Linked DNA regions of Homo sapiens: region 2 is linked to region 1. Evidence: read pairs that join two places in POLR2A ChIA-PET (ENCODE). Cell type or tissue: GM12878. All regions are shown on one strand. Each heading gives the region's core, and the rest is flanking DNA. Links, peaks and the distances in the headings are about the cores only. Region 1 overlaps TTLL9 (tubulin tyrosine ligase like 9). Region 2 overlaps BCL2L1 (BCL2 like 1).

Evidence for each region. Peaks named below come from ENCODE experiments on the same cell type or tissue, not always from the same donor. Only the 100,000 strongest peaks of a DNase experiment are listed, where the experiment ranks them.
Region 2: POLR2A ChIA-PET joins it to region 1 with 6 read pairs; 2 of 35 experiments call an interaction of 5 or more read pairs at or near these places.

Annotation. Positions count from the first base shown.
Region 1 is chr20:31,892,422-31,897,421 of GRCh38, forward strand. The region is part of intron 3 of TTLL9 (tubulin tyrosine ligase like 9); the gene reads left to right. Among named protein-coding and RNA genes, the nearest start is that of TTLL9, 24 kb to the left of the region's middle. RefSeq lists an enhancer at 2,665-2,714. In GM12878, for the core only: no CTCF peak of the experiment used is centred there; a DNase peak (open chromatin) is centred at 2,910; H3K27ac peaks cover 1,165 bases.
Region 2 is chr20:31,689,877-31,696,798 of GRCh38, forward strand. The region is part of intron 2 of BCL2L1 (BCL2 like 1); the gene reads right to left. The region is part of intron 3 of BCL2L1-AS1 (BCL2L1 antisense RNA 1); the gene reads left to right. Among named protein-coding and RNA genes, the nearest start is that of BCL2L1-AS1, 18 kb to the left of the region's middle. In GM12878, for the core only: no CTCF peak of the experiment used is centred there; no DNase peak of the experiment used is centred there; H3K27ac peaks cover 1,148 bases.

The DNA.
Region 1 (5,000 bases), core at 1-5,000:
GGCCTCCCAAAGCTCTGGGTTTACAGGTGTGAGCCACTGTGTTCGGCCCAACATTTTTGTGAGTTATAGTTATATTTCCCCACCAAAATGTACTGAGATGAGTAGTAGTCGTTTTACATTTTTGTGACTCTCTTTAACGTCTGGCTTATTAGAAAACATTTGACTTTCCAGATCTTCTGTGTTCAATCTGCTGTGATAGATTGTTTTGGTTGAAGGACAGGAAGAAAATCTAGCCTCACAAAGATAGTATTTGGAAAAGGGAAGATTTGTGTACCCTTGAAAAAGAGTTGGGGACCCTGAGGAATACTTGAGACCACACTTCACAACCTATGGCTCTAGGGGATTACAATATGCATCCTTACCTTATCACAGTCTACCTTGAAGCATAATTACACCACTTCATGCACAACTAAGAACCCTACAGCAACACACTTCTGTTTGCTCCCCTCTGATCGTTTGTGCTGCTATTTTTGTCATATATTTACTTGTAAATATGTTATAAACCCTTCATTACATTCTCACTATATTTGCTTTAAATAGCTACTTGAATTTTTTTTTTAATTAAGACATGGAAGAAAGTATTCCATATTTACCCCACTCATCATTCCTTCTGAATTTCCATCTGGTATAATTTTCCTGCAGCCCGAGGAACGTTCTTTAGTGTTTCTTATAGTGTGGATCTGTTGGCAATAAATTCTCTCAGCTTTTATTTATTTGAAAATTGTCTTTATTTCACTGTCATATTTTAAGTAAAGTTTTACTGGATATAGAATTCGAGGTTGATCTTTTTTTCTTTAAGCACTTGAAAGATGATATTCCTTTGTCTTCAGGCTTATGTTGTTTCTGATGTGAAGTCAGCTGTTCTTTTTCTTTTTTTTTTTTTTTTTGAGACAGAGTCTTGCTCTGTCACCTAGGCTGGAGTGCAATGGTGCAATCTCGGCTCACTGCAACCTCCACCTCCCAGGTTCAAGGGATTCTTCTGCCTCAGCCTCCTGAATAGCTGGGATTACAGGTACCCGCCACTACGCCTGGCTAATTTTTGTATTTTTAGTAGAGACCAGATTTCTCCATGTTGGTTAGGCTGGTCTTGAACTCCTGGCCTCAGGTGATCCGCTTGCCTCAGCCTCCCAAAGTTCTGGGATTACAGGCGTAAGCCACTGCGCCTAGCCAAAGTCAGCTGTTCTTGTCTTCCACTCCCACTCTCCACCACCCTCACCCCTCTATGCGATGTGTCTTTTTTCCTCAGGCTTTTTTTTTTTTTTAAGACTGTTCTGTTTTTCAGCAATTTGACTATGGTTTACCTGGGTGTAGTTTACGTTGTGTCTGTCTTGCTTGGGGTTAATTGAGCATCTTGGATCTGTGAGTTGATAATTTAATCAAATTTGGAAAATTTTTTAGCCATCATTTCTTCAAAAAATATTTTCTGTCCTATCTCTTCCCCATCTCTTTCTTGAACTTCAGTTATATGTATGTTAGACTGCTTGATATTATCTCACGAGTCACTGAGGTTCTGTTCATGTATAAATTTTTTCTCTAATTCAATTTGAACAATTTCAATTAGACTGTTTTCAAATGTACGGTTTTTCCTTCTCAATGCCTAGTCTCTTGTTAAGCACATCCATTGAACTTTCAATTTCAGATATTATAGTTTTCCCTTCTAGAATTTCCATTTGGTTCTTTTTTTTTTTTTTTTTTTTTTTGAGACAGGGTCTTGCTCTGTCACACAGGCTGGAGTGCAGTGGTGCGATCATGGCTCACTGCAGCTTTAACCTCCTGGGCTCAAGTGATCCTCCCACCTCAGCTCCCCAGGTAGCTGGGACTACAGGCACGTACCACCATGCCTGGCTAATTTTAAAACTTTGTGTAGAAATGGGGTCTCACTGTGTTGCACAGGCTGGTCTTGAACTCCTGGGTGATCCTGCCACCTCAGCCTCCCAAAGTATTGGGATTACAGGTATGAGCCACTTGGCCATTTGGTTCTTTTCTGCAGTAACTCATCTATTCACACATTGTATCCATCTTTTCCCATAAATCCTATAACATATTTATAATAATTTTTAAATTTCTTCTCTAATGATTCTGATAACTGGGTCATTTATGGGTTTATTTCAGTTGGCTCTTTTTCCTCTTGATTATGTATTACATTTCCCTGCTTTGCTATTGCATGTGTTATATTTTTAGAACTGCACTCTGGATATTGTGTATGAAAAACAATTGTATATCATAATTTTTTAGTCTTTATATACATATACATATATACACATACATACACACACTTTATATATATATACATGTATATACACACACACACACACACACACACATACGTACACACACTTTATAGAGTATGCGAGCTCCTTCCTCTGACTAGCAGGTTTAGGGGCTGATCATTCAGATTCCTCCTAAAGCTGAGTTGAACATGGGTTGGGCTGCAGCTTTAATTAAATTGCGTGTACTCCAATCCAACCTCCTTCACTGCCGTCTTGAGCTTGTTAGTATTTGAGCTATGTGGGGCTGCAGTGCTGATTATTGTTTAATTTATTTTTATTTTTAGAGACAGTGTCTCACTATGTTGCCCAGTCTGGTCTCCAACTCCAGTTTTTCATCCATCAACATAAAAAAATAGAGACAAATCTCCAAGTAAAAAGGTTTTATTTGGGAATAATATACAAGAAGTAGAACTGCAATCCAGGATGTCCACATAGACTAGGGCAGCCCCCAGCATGTCTGAGAACAAAGGAAAAGTTTAGGGTTCTCTTGGGGAAAGAGGAGATTTACGTAAGTTGTTTCAAAAGAAAGTTCATTGGCGCTAGCAGTGTTTTTTATGAGAGCTGGCGAGTTCAGTAGCAGATTGGTGAGTGTCAGTAGTTGCTAGGTAGGACTTGGAGTCTCGGAGTTCTTGTTAGGCCCTTGCAGTTTTGGATTGGGCCTGAGAAACCGTGTCAGGCTAGTGTTCCTGTGTTAGCTGCTAGCTGCCCTTGTGCTGTTAGCAGTACTCTTGTCTCATGTGGGAAGCTGTGGTTTGGAAAATGTTCTTGTGAAAGTTCTTATTATCTGGCAAATCATGCATGAGACTCCTCCCTTCATGACCTTTCCTGGCTCTGTATTTTTATTTTTTTACTTTTTATTTTTTGAGATGGAGTCTCACTCTGTAGCCCAGGCTGGAGAGCAGTGGTGTGATCTCGGCTCACTGCAGGCTCTGCTTCCCAGGTTCCAACGATTCTCCTGCCTCAGCCTCCCGGGTAGCTGGGATTACAGGCACATGCCACCATGCCCGGCTAGAAGCTGGGAAAGGCAAGGAAACAAATTCTCCCATAGAGCCTCCAAAAGGAATGCAGCCATGCCAACCCATTTCAGTCCCTCTGCCTTCTGGAACAGTAAGGTTATTCATGTATTTATTTATTTATTTATTTATTTATTTATTTATTTATTTATTGAGACAGGGTCTCGCTCTCTTGCCCAGGCTGGAGTGCAGTGGCACAGTCTCGGCACACTGCAACTTCCATCTCCCGGGTTCAAGCGATTCTCCTGCCTCAGACTCCCCAGTAGCTGGGATTACAGGCACCAGCCACCATGCCCGGCTAATGTTTGTATTTTTAGTAGAGATGGGGTTTCACCATGTTGTCCAGGCTGGTCTGGAACTCCTGATCTCAGGTGTTCTGCCTGCCTCAGCCTCCCAGAGTGCTATGATTACAGGCATGAGCCACTGCGCCCGGCCTGATTTTTTTGTATTTTTAGTAGAGACGCGGTTTCACCATGTTGGTCAGGCTGGTCTCCAGCTCCTGACCTCAAATGATCTGCCCGCCTCAGCCTCCCGAAGAGCTGGGATTATAGGCGTGAGCCACCTAGCCCGGCCCCCTGGCCCTATTTTGCCAGGGTTTGACACAAGTGATTCCATTTTGAATCTGACAACTTTCACACACCACTAATTATAATGTTAGCTCGAGTTTTTTTAAGATGCTTTTATCAAGTTGATGAAGTTCCTCTCAGAGTTTTTAAATGAATGAGTGTTTAATTTTTGTCAAATGCCTTTTCTGCATCAATTGATATAATCATGTGATTTCTCCATTTTAGTCTGTTAATATGACTGATTACATTGTTTTTTTTGTTGTTGTTTTGGTTTTTTTTGAGACAGTCTCTCTCTGTCGCCCACACTGGAGTGCAGTGGTGCTATCTCGGCTCACTGCAACCTCTGCCTCCCCAATTCAAGCGATTCTCCTGCCTCAGCCTCCTGAGTAGCTGGGACTACAGGTGCCCACCACCACGCCTGACTAATTTTTGTATTTTTAGTAGAAATGGGATTTCACAATGTTGGCCAGGCTGGTCTTGAACTCCTGACCTCAAGTAATCTGCCTGTCTCAGCCTCCCAAAGGGTTAGGATTACAGGCGTGAGACACCATGCCTGGCTCATGGATTAATTTTTGAATATTGAACCAGCCTTGCCTACTGGAATAAACTCCGCTTGGTTATGGTGTATAGTCCTTTTTATATATTGCTGAATTCTATTTGATTGCATTTTGTTAAGGATTTTTCCATCTACATTCATAAGGGATATTGGTCTGTGGTTTACTTCTTGTGTACTGTCTTTGGTTTTGATATCAGGTTAATACTAGCTTGGCAAAATGAATTAGGAAATTCTCCCTCCTCTTCTATTTTCTGGAAGAGATTGTGTAGGATTGGTGTTAATCCTTCTTCAAATATTTGGGGAAATTCTCCAGTGAAACCACTGAGCCTGGAGATTTCTTTTTTGGGAGGTTTTGAATTATGAATTCAATTTCCTTAATAGCTATAGAGCTATTCAAATTACCTATTTCATATTGGATGAGTTGTAGTAATTGTGCTTTTTGAGGAATTGTTCCATTTCATCTAAGCTGTCAAATGTAGGTGTGTAGAGCTGTTAGTAGCATTTCCTTATTGTGGCTGTGATACCTGCGGGCTCCATAGCGGTAGCCTCTGTTTCAGTCCTCATATTGGGTAGTTGAGTCTTTCCTTTGTCAGTC
Region 2 (6,922 bases), core at 970-5,969, 200 kb before region 1:
TGTGGTGGCACATGCCTGTAATCCCAGCTGCTCGGGAGGCTGAGGCAGGAGAATTGCTTGAACCCAGGAGGCGGAGGTTGCGGTGAGCTGGAGATCGCGCTATTGCACTCCAGCCTGGGCAACAAGAGCGAAACTCTGTCTCAAAAAAGAAAAAAAGAAAAGATGTGCTACCTCACAAGTAGCCCTGGAAATAGTCCTTGGATATTTTTAACTTTTTTTTTCCCCCTGTGACAGGGTCTCACTCTCATCCAGGCTGGAGTGCAGTGGCATAATCATGACTCAGTGCAGCTTCAACCTCCCGGACTGAAGAGATTCTCCTATTTTAGCTTCCCAAGTAGCTAGGAAGCTAGGACTACAGGTGTGTACCACTGCAAATGACTAATTTTTTTTTTTTGAGAGACACAGGGTCTCACTATGTTGTCCAGGCTGGTCTCCAACTCCTGGGCTCAAGCCATCCTTCCACCTCAGCCTCCCAAACTGCTGGGATTACAGGTGTGAGTCACTGCACCTGGCCAATTTTAAACTTATTCTTATGATAATATTTAATCATGTACAAAAGTAGACAGAATAAAACGAACCCATCATTCAACTTCAACAAGTACCAACTTGGTGCCAATCTGATTTCATCTGTTCCCCAACCACTATCTCTCACTCCAGTAGTATTTTGAAGCAAATCCCACACACAGGTCAGTATGTATTTTTTTTTTTTTTGCAGACAGAGTCTCACTCTGTTGCCCAGGCTGGAATGCAATGGCATGATCTCAGCTCACTGCAACCTCCGTCTCCTGGGTTCAAGCAATTCTCATGTCTCAGCTTCCCAAGGAGCTGGGATTACAGGCGTGCGCCATGATGCCTGGCTGTTTTGATAAACTCTCTCCCACATGCTGGCTTTGAGAATCAATTGAAAAGTTAAAAAAGAAAAAAGGAAAAAAAGCCCCAACTTTTTCCCAAAGAGGGTACCTTTGTTCATTATGAGATATTAATACAGTAGGCCAGGCACGGTGGCTCAGGCCTGTAATCCCAGCACTTTGGGAGGCCGAGGTGGGTGGCTCACCTGAGGTCAGGCATTTGAGACCAGCCTGGCCAACATGGTGAAACCCCGTCTCTACTAAAAATATAAAAAAAATTAGCCAGGCATGGTGACATATGCCTGTAATCCCAGCTAACTTGGGAGGCTGAGGCAGGAGAATCGCTTGAACCCGGGAGGCAGAGGTTGCAGTGAGCCGAGATCATGCCATTGCACTCCAGCCTGGGCAACAGGGCGAGACTCTGTCTCAAAAAAAAAAAAAAAAAAAAAAAAAAAAAAAAAAAAGAAATATTAATACAGTATATACAATAAGCTCTAGGTATAACTTAAGTCATAAATAATTCAAATTTACAGCCTTTAACACCCTATGGAGGCCAGGCATGGAGGCTCACTTGAGGTCAGGAGTTGGAGACCAGCCTGGCCAACATGTTGAAACTCCGTCTCTACTAAAAATACAAAAATTAGCTGGGTGTGGTAGTGCATGCCTGTAATTCCAGCTTCTTGAAAGGCTGAGGCAGGAGAATCATTTGAACCTGGGAGGCGGAGGTTGCAATGAGCCAAGACCGTGCCACTGTACTCCAGCCTGGGCGACAGAGCGAGACTCTATCTCAAAATAAAAAATAAAATAAAATAAAATAAAATAAAATAAAATAAAATAAAATAAACAGGCTGGGTGTGGTGGCGCCCGGCGAACAAATTAATCCCAGCTACTCAAGAGGCTGAGGCAGAAGAACTGAAAGACTATATTTGTAACATGCATAGACAAAGTATTAGTATTCAAAATACATTTTAAAAGCCTACAAACCCATAAGAAAAAGTCAAATCAAAAGGAAATGGAGCAAGGACTTGAACATTTTACAAAGAGGAAACATGAATGGCCAACAGATGTAAGAAAAGATTCACAGCCCCACTTGTAATCTGAGAAATGCAAATTAAAACCGCAAGATACCATCTCACACCCACCAGCTCCATAAAAATTTAAGTCTGACCATATCAAGTATTAACAAAGAGGTAAAGTAATGGAAAACCCATATGCTGTTGGTGGCTGTGTAAATTCACACAAACACAGGAAAACAATCTGCCATTACCTTCTGATCAAGCAATTCCACTTCTGTGTAAACCCTACAACAATGATTCTCAGTGAGGTCCCAGGACCAAGAGTGGCAGCATCAGCTGAGAAGTTGTTAGAAGTGCAAATTCTGAGGGCCCCAACCCTGACATACACAATCAAACACTTTGGGGGTGGAGCCCAGCAATCTGAGGTTTAACAAACCTTCCAGGTGATTCTGATGGGCAGCTAAAGTTTGGGAACCACTGCCTGGGAGAAACTCTTGAACATGTGCATGTGCAGGAGACACAAACAGTTTTCATAACAGCATTGTCTGAAACAGCAAAAACAAGGGGACAACCCAAATAACCACTGACAGCAGAATGGATACACAGCTTGAGACATGATCATATAAATGGATACGAAAATGAACAAATTATGCTATGCAAGTAACATGGATGGATCTCAACCTTGAATGAAAAAAGGAAACTGCAGATGATAAACACAGCATAATACCTAAATGAAGTTTAAAAGAATGCACAGGCTGGGCGCAGTGGCTCACGCCTGTAATCCCAGCACTTTGGGAGGCTGAGGCAGGCAGATCACGAGGTCAGGAGTTTGAGACCAGCCTGGCCAATGTGGTGAAACCCCATCTCTACTAATAATACAAAACTTAGGGCTGGGCGCCGTGGCTCACAGCTGTAATCTCAGCACTTTGGGAGGCCGAGGCTGGTGGATCACGAGGTCAGGAGTTCAAGACCAGCCTGGCCAAGATGGTGAAACCCCATCTCTACTAAAACTACAAAAATTAGCCAGGCGCAGTGGCAGGTGCCTGTAATCCCATCTACTAGGGAGTCTGAGGCAAGAGAATCACTTTAACCCGGGTGGCAGAGGTTGCAGTAAGCCAAGATCGCACCACACTGCACTACAGCCTGGGCGACAGAGTGAGACTCGGTCTTAAAAAAAAAAAATTAGTCAGGTGTGGTGGCGTGCGCCTGTAGTCCAGCTACTCGGGAGACTGAGGCAGAAGAACCGCTTGAACCCAGGAGGCGGAGGTTGCAGTGAGCTGAGGTCGCACCATAGCACTCCAGCCTGGGCGAGAAAGTGGGACCGTCTCAAAAAAAAAAAACAAAAACAAAAACAAAAAAAAGCATGTAGAAGAATATCCTATATTGTTTAGGAATATATACCTATATATATATAGTAAAACTTAAAAAAAAAAAAAAAAAAAGGTAGCCAGGTGTGGTGGCTCACACCTGTAATCCCAGTGCTTTGAGAAGCTGAGGTAGGAGGATCGCTTGAAGCCAGGAGTTCTAGACCAGCCCAGGCAACATAGTGAGATCCCATCTCTAAAAAAAATAATAATAATAATTAAAAAATTAGCTACTTGGCAGGCTGAGGCAGGAGGATCACTTGAGCCCAGAGGTTTGAGGCTGAAGTGAGGTATGATCATGCCACTGCACTCTAGCCTGGTTGACATGGTAAGATATCACAAAAGAAAACACAGAACTCAGGAGTATGGATGGTGGGGTAGCTGTGATTGGGGAGGGGGTACACAGGGGGCTCTAAGGTACTCACGTTTATTTTTGTTTGTTTTTAGAGACAAGGTCTCCCTCTGTTGCCCACACTGGAGAACAGTGGCGCGATCATAGCTTACTGCAGCCTTAAACTCCTGGGCTCAGGTGATCCCCGACTCAACCTTCTGAGTAGCTGGAGTTATAGGCGTGCACCACCACGCCCAGCTATTTTTTAATTTTAGTTTTTGTAGAGATGGTGGTCTCACTATGTTGCCCAGGCTAGTCTCAAACTTCTGGCCTCAAGCATTCCTCCTACCTCAGCCTCCCAAGTGCTGGGATTACAGGCATAAGCCATCATGCAAGGCAAACATATGTTTGATTATTAATTAATCTGGGTGATGAGTTTACAAGTGATGATTTTCCTATTTTTAAAATTGTACATATGCATTAGATATTCTCTGTTGTATTTATGATAAATTTCTTTAAAAAAAAAAAGTGTACTGAAACAGTGCAATACTCTGAGCCAGAACTGTAACAACTAACTCAACATATGCAGTGTCCGAAGGGTTAAGCCTGTTTCTCTGCCTGTGGGTGGGAGGGCAGGCAGCAGCTGGGGCACAGTGGGAGTTCCTGGCTCCAGCTGGCTCCAGCCTGGATCAAGCACCACGCCCAGGAACTGGCACCTGTAGGGGGGGCTTCTGGACAGGTGGCACCTGTAGCCCTTGGTGACCTGATACATGTGAGAGGCTGGGCCCAGTCAGATGGGTGGTGGGCTTCTGTCAGAGCCCCTCCATCTGGTAAGGAAGTTTGCTGGTGGCAGCTTGGAGCTGGTGAGAAGGGGAAGAGGGTCTAGGACACAGGATGGGGGTGGGGAAGGAAGTGGGTGGGCTGGGCTCAGATACCAAGGGAGGGTGGTGGGATTAGCACCTGCTGAGAATGAGATTAGGTTTCTTGGGAAGGGCTCATCTATCTAATGCTCCCCGAAAGCTGTCTCCCTGTGGCTTTTCTCTGCTGGACAGATGGTGTCTGAGCTGCCTCTTGGAGGGCGGGCTCCTTGAGGGGGTGGTGGAGGTGGAGTGTGACCTGCTGCCTGCTTTCCAGAGGACCTTGAGGCCCTGGGACTTCTTGTCTTCCAACAATAGTAATAAGGATTAGAGCTAACTCTTACTGAAGGTTTACCATATGCCAGGCATTGTCCTAAGCCCTTCATACAAATTACCCTCATTTAGTTTTCACAGCACCCAACTGCCTATCATCTAGACAGTAGGCTTACATTGAAGGAAACTAAGGCTTGGCAAAGTCAAACACTTGCTCAAAGTCAAACAGTAAGCAGGGCCTGGTGGCGTACCTATAATCCCAGGAAGATAGAGGCGGGAGGATCACTTGAGCCCAGGAGTTCGAGACAAGCACAGGCAACATAGTGAGACCTCATCTCAAAACAACAACAAAAACAAAACAGTAAGCAAACTAGGACTTGAATGCAGGCAGTTCAACTCCACAGCCCTAGCAGGAAATCACTATCAGCCAAGGCATCTTCCCCTTATTAAATGGCAGTAAGGACTTTCCAGTTTCTTAAGCCAAAAACCTGGACTCCTTTCTCTCTCACCTCTTATCCAGCAAACATCAGCAAATCCAGTTGGTCCAACCTTCAAATTGTATTGAAGCTCTGACCACTGCTCGCCACTTCCACCACCCATCCACCCTGGTATAAACTGCTGTTATCACCCACCTGGCTTCTCACTGGTCTCCTGCTCCCGCTCTTACCCATAGAGTTTGTTCTCCACATCAGAGAGATCCTTCTAAAACCTGTCACTTCTTTGCTTAAAAATCCTCCATGCCTTTCCACTGCCCTTAAAGCAAGGTCCCATGTGGCCCTACAAGACCTGGCCCCTGGTGACGTCTCAGACCTGATTCCTACCACTGGCTTACTCTACTCTGGCCATACTGGCCAACTTGCTGTACTTTAAATATGTTGGAGAGTCTTTTTTTGTACTTGCTTTATTTTTTAATTTTTTTGAAACAAGGTCTTGCTCTGTCAGCCAGACTAGAGTGGAGGGACAGGATCATAGCTCACTGCAGCCTCAAACTCCTGGATTTAAGCCATCTTCCTGCCTCAGTGTCCCGAGTAGCTAGCTAGGACTACAGACATGCACCACTATGCCCAACTAAACTCTGGCTTTGTCGCTCTGGCTGATCTCAAACTCTCAGCATCAAGTGATCCTCCTGCCTTGGCCTCCCAAAGTGTTGGGATTATAGGCGTGAGCCACTGCATCTGGCTTTTTTTTGTTTTACGGCTTGCTGTTCTCTATGCCTACAACACTATTCCCCCATATATCCGCACAGCTCATGCCCTCACTGCATTCAGATCCAATGTCACTTTATCAGAGAGGCCTTCCTAACTACCCTACCCTTCCTTTTCCCATCCCTAATCCCTTTTCTCTGCTTTATTTTTCCCTATATCACTAAATACTACCTCACATGTTATTTATTTTTTAGAGGTGGGTTGTCACTATGTTGCCCAGGTTGGTCTCGAACTCCTGGGCTCAAGCAATACTCCCACTTCAGCTTCCCAAAGTGCTAGAATTAAAGGCGAGAGCCACCATGCCTAGCCCTGACATGTTAATTTACTTAAAATCTGTCACCCACCTTGGAATGTCCACTGGGTGAGAATAGGGACTTTGGTTCGTTCAGACTGTATGTCCAACCTTTAGCTCAGTCCCTGATATATGACAGGAATGCAATAAATACTTGTTAATGAACAAATGAATGAATGACCAATATCCCTCAGGAAATGACTCAGACTCAAAGGGGAGTAAGGCTGCCTGAGTGTCCTTGGCTTTCACAGCCCTGATGACCTTTGGTACCCCATGGCAGCGGTCAACGTCCTTCCCTATTATGAAATGTCCTGGGTGCATAGCATCACCACTGTGTCATCTACTTGTGCCTGCACCCATGCAAACACACAGGGACACAAAGCTGGAAAAGGGCTGGTTTTGAGAAGGAGTAAGCCTGGGCAGTTGAAACCCAGGTTCGGTGTACTCTAGGGCACTTACTTCTAGGTGACTGTCCTTGCCACTGCTGGCGTACCAAGGTCTCCCAGTCATATGCCCATGCACTGTATACATTTTGGCATTTATTCTCATGAATAAAGTGTCATTAGAGGCCAGACACTGCTGGCTAACGCCTGTAATCGCAGCACTTTGGGACGTCAAGGTGGGAGGACTGCTTGAGCCCAGGAGTTAGAGACCAGTCTGGACAACACAGTGAGACCTTGTCTCTACTAAAAATTTAAAAATAAGCTAGTCGGCCGGGTGTGGTGGCTCACACCTG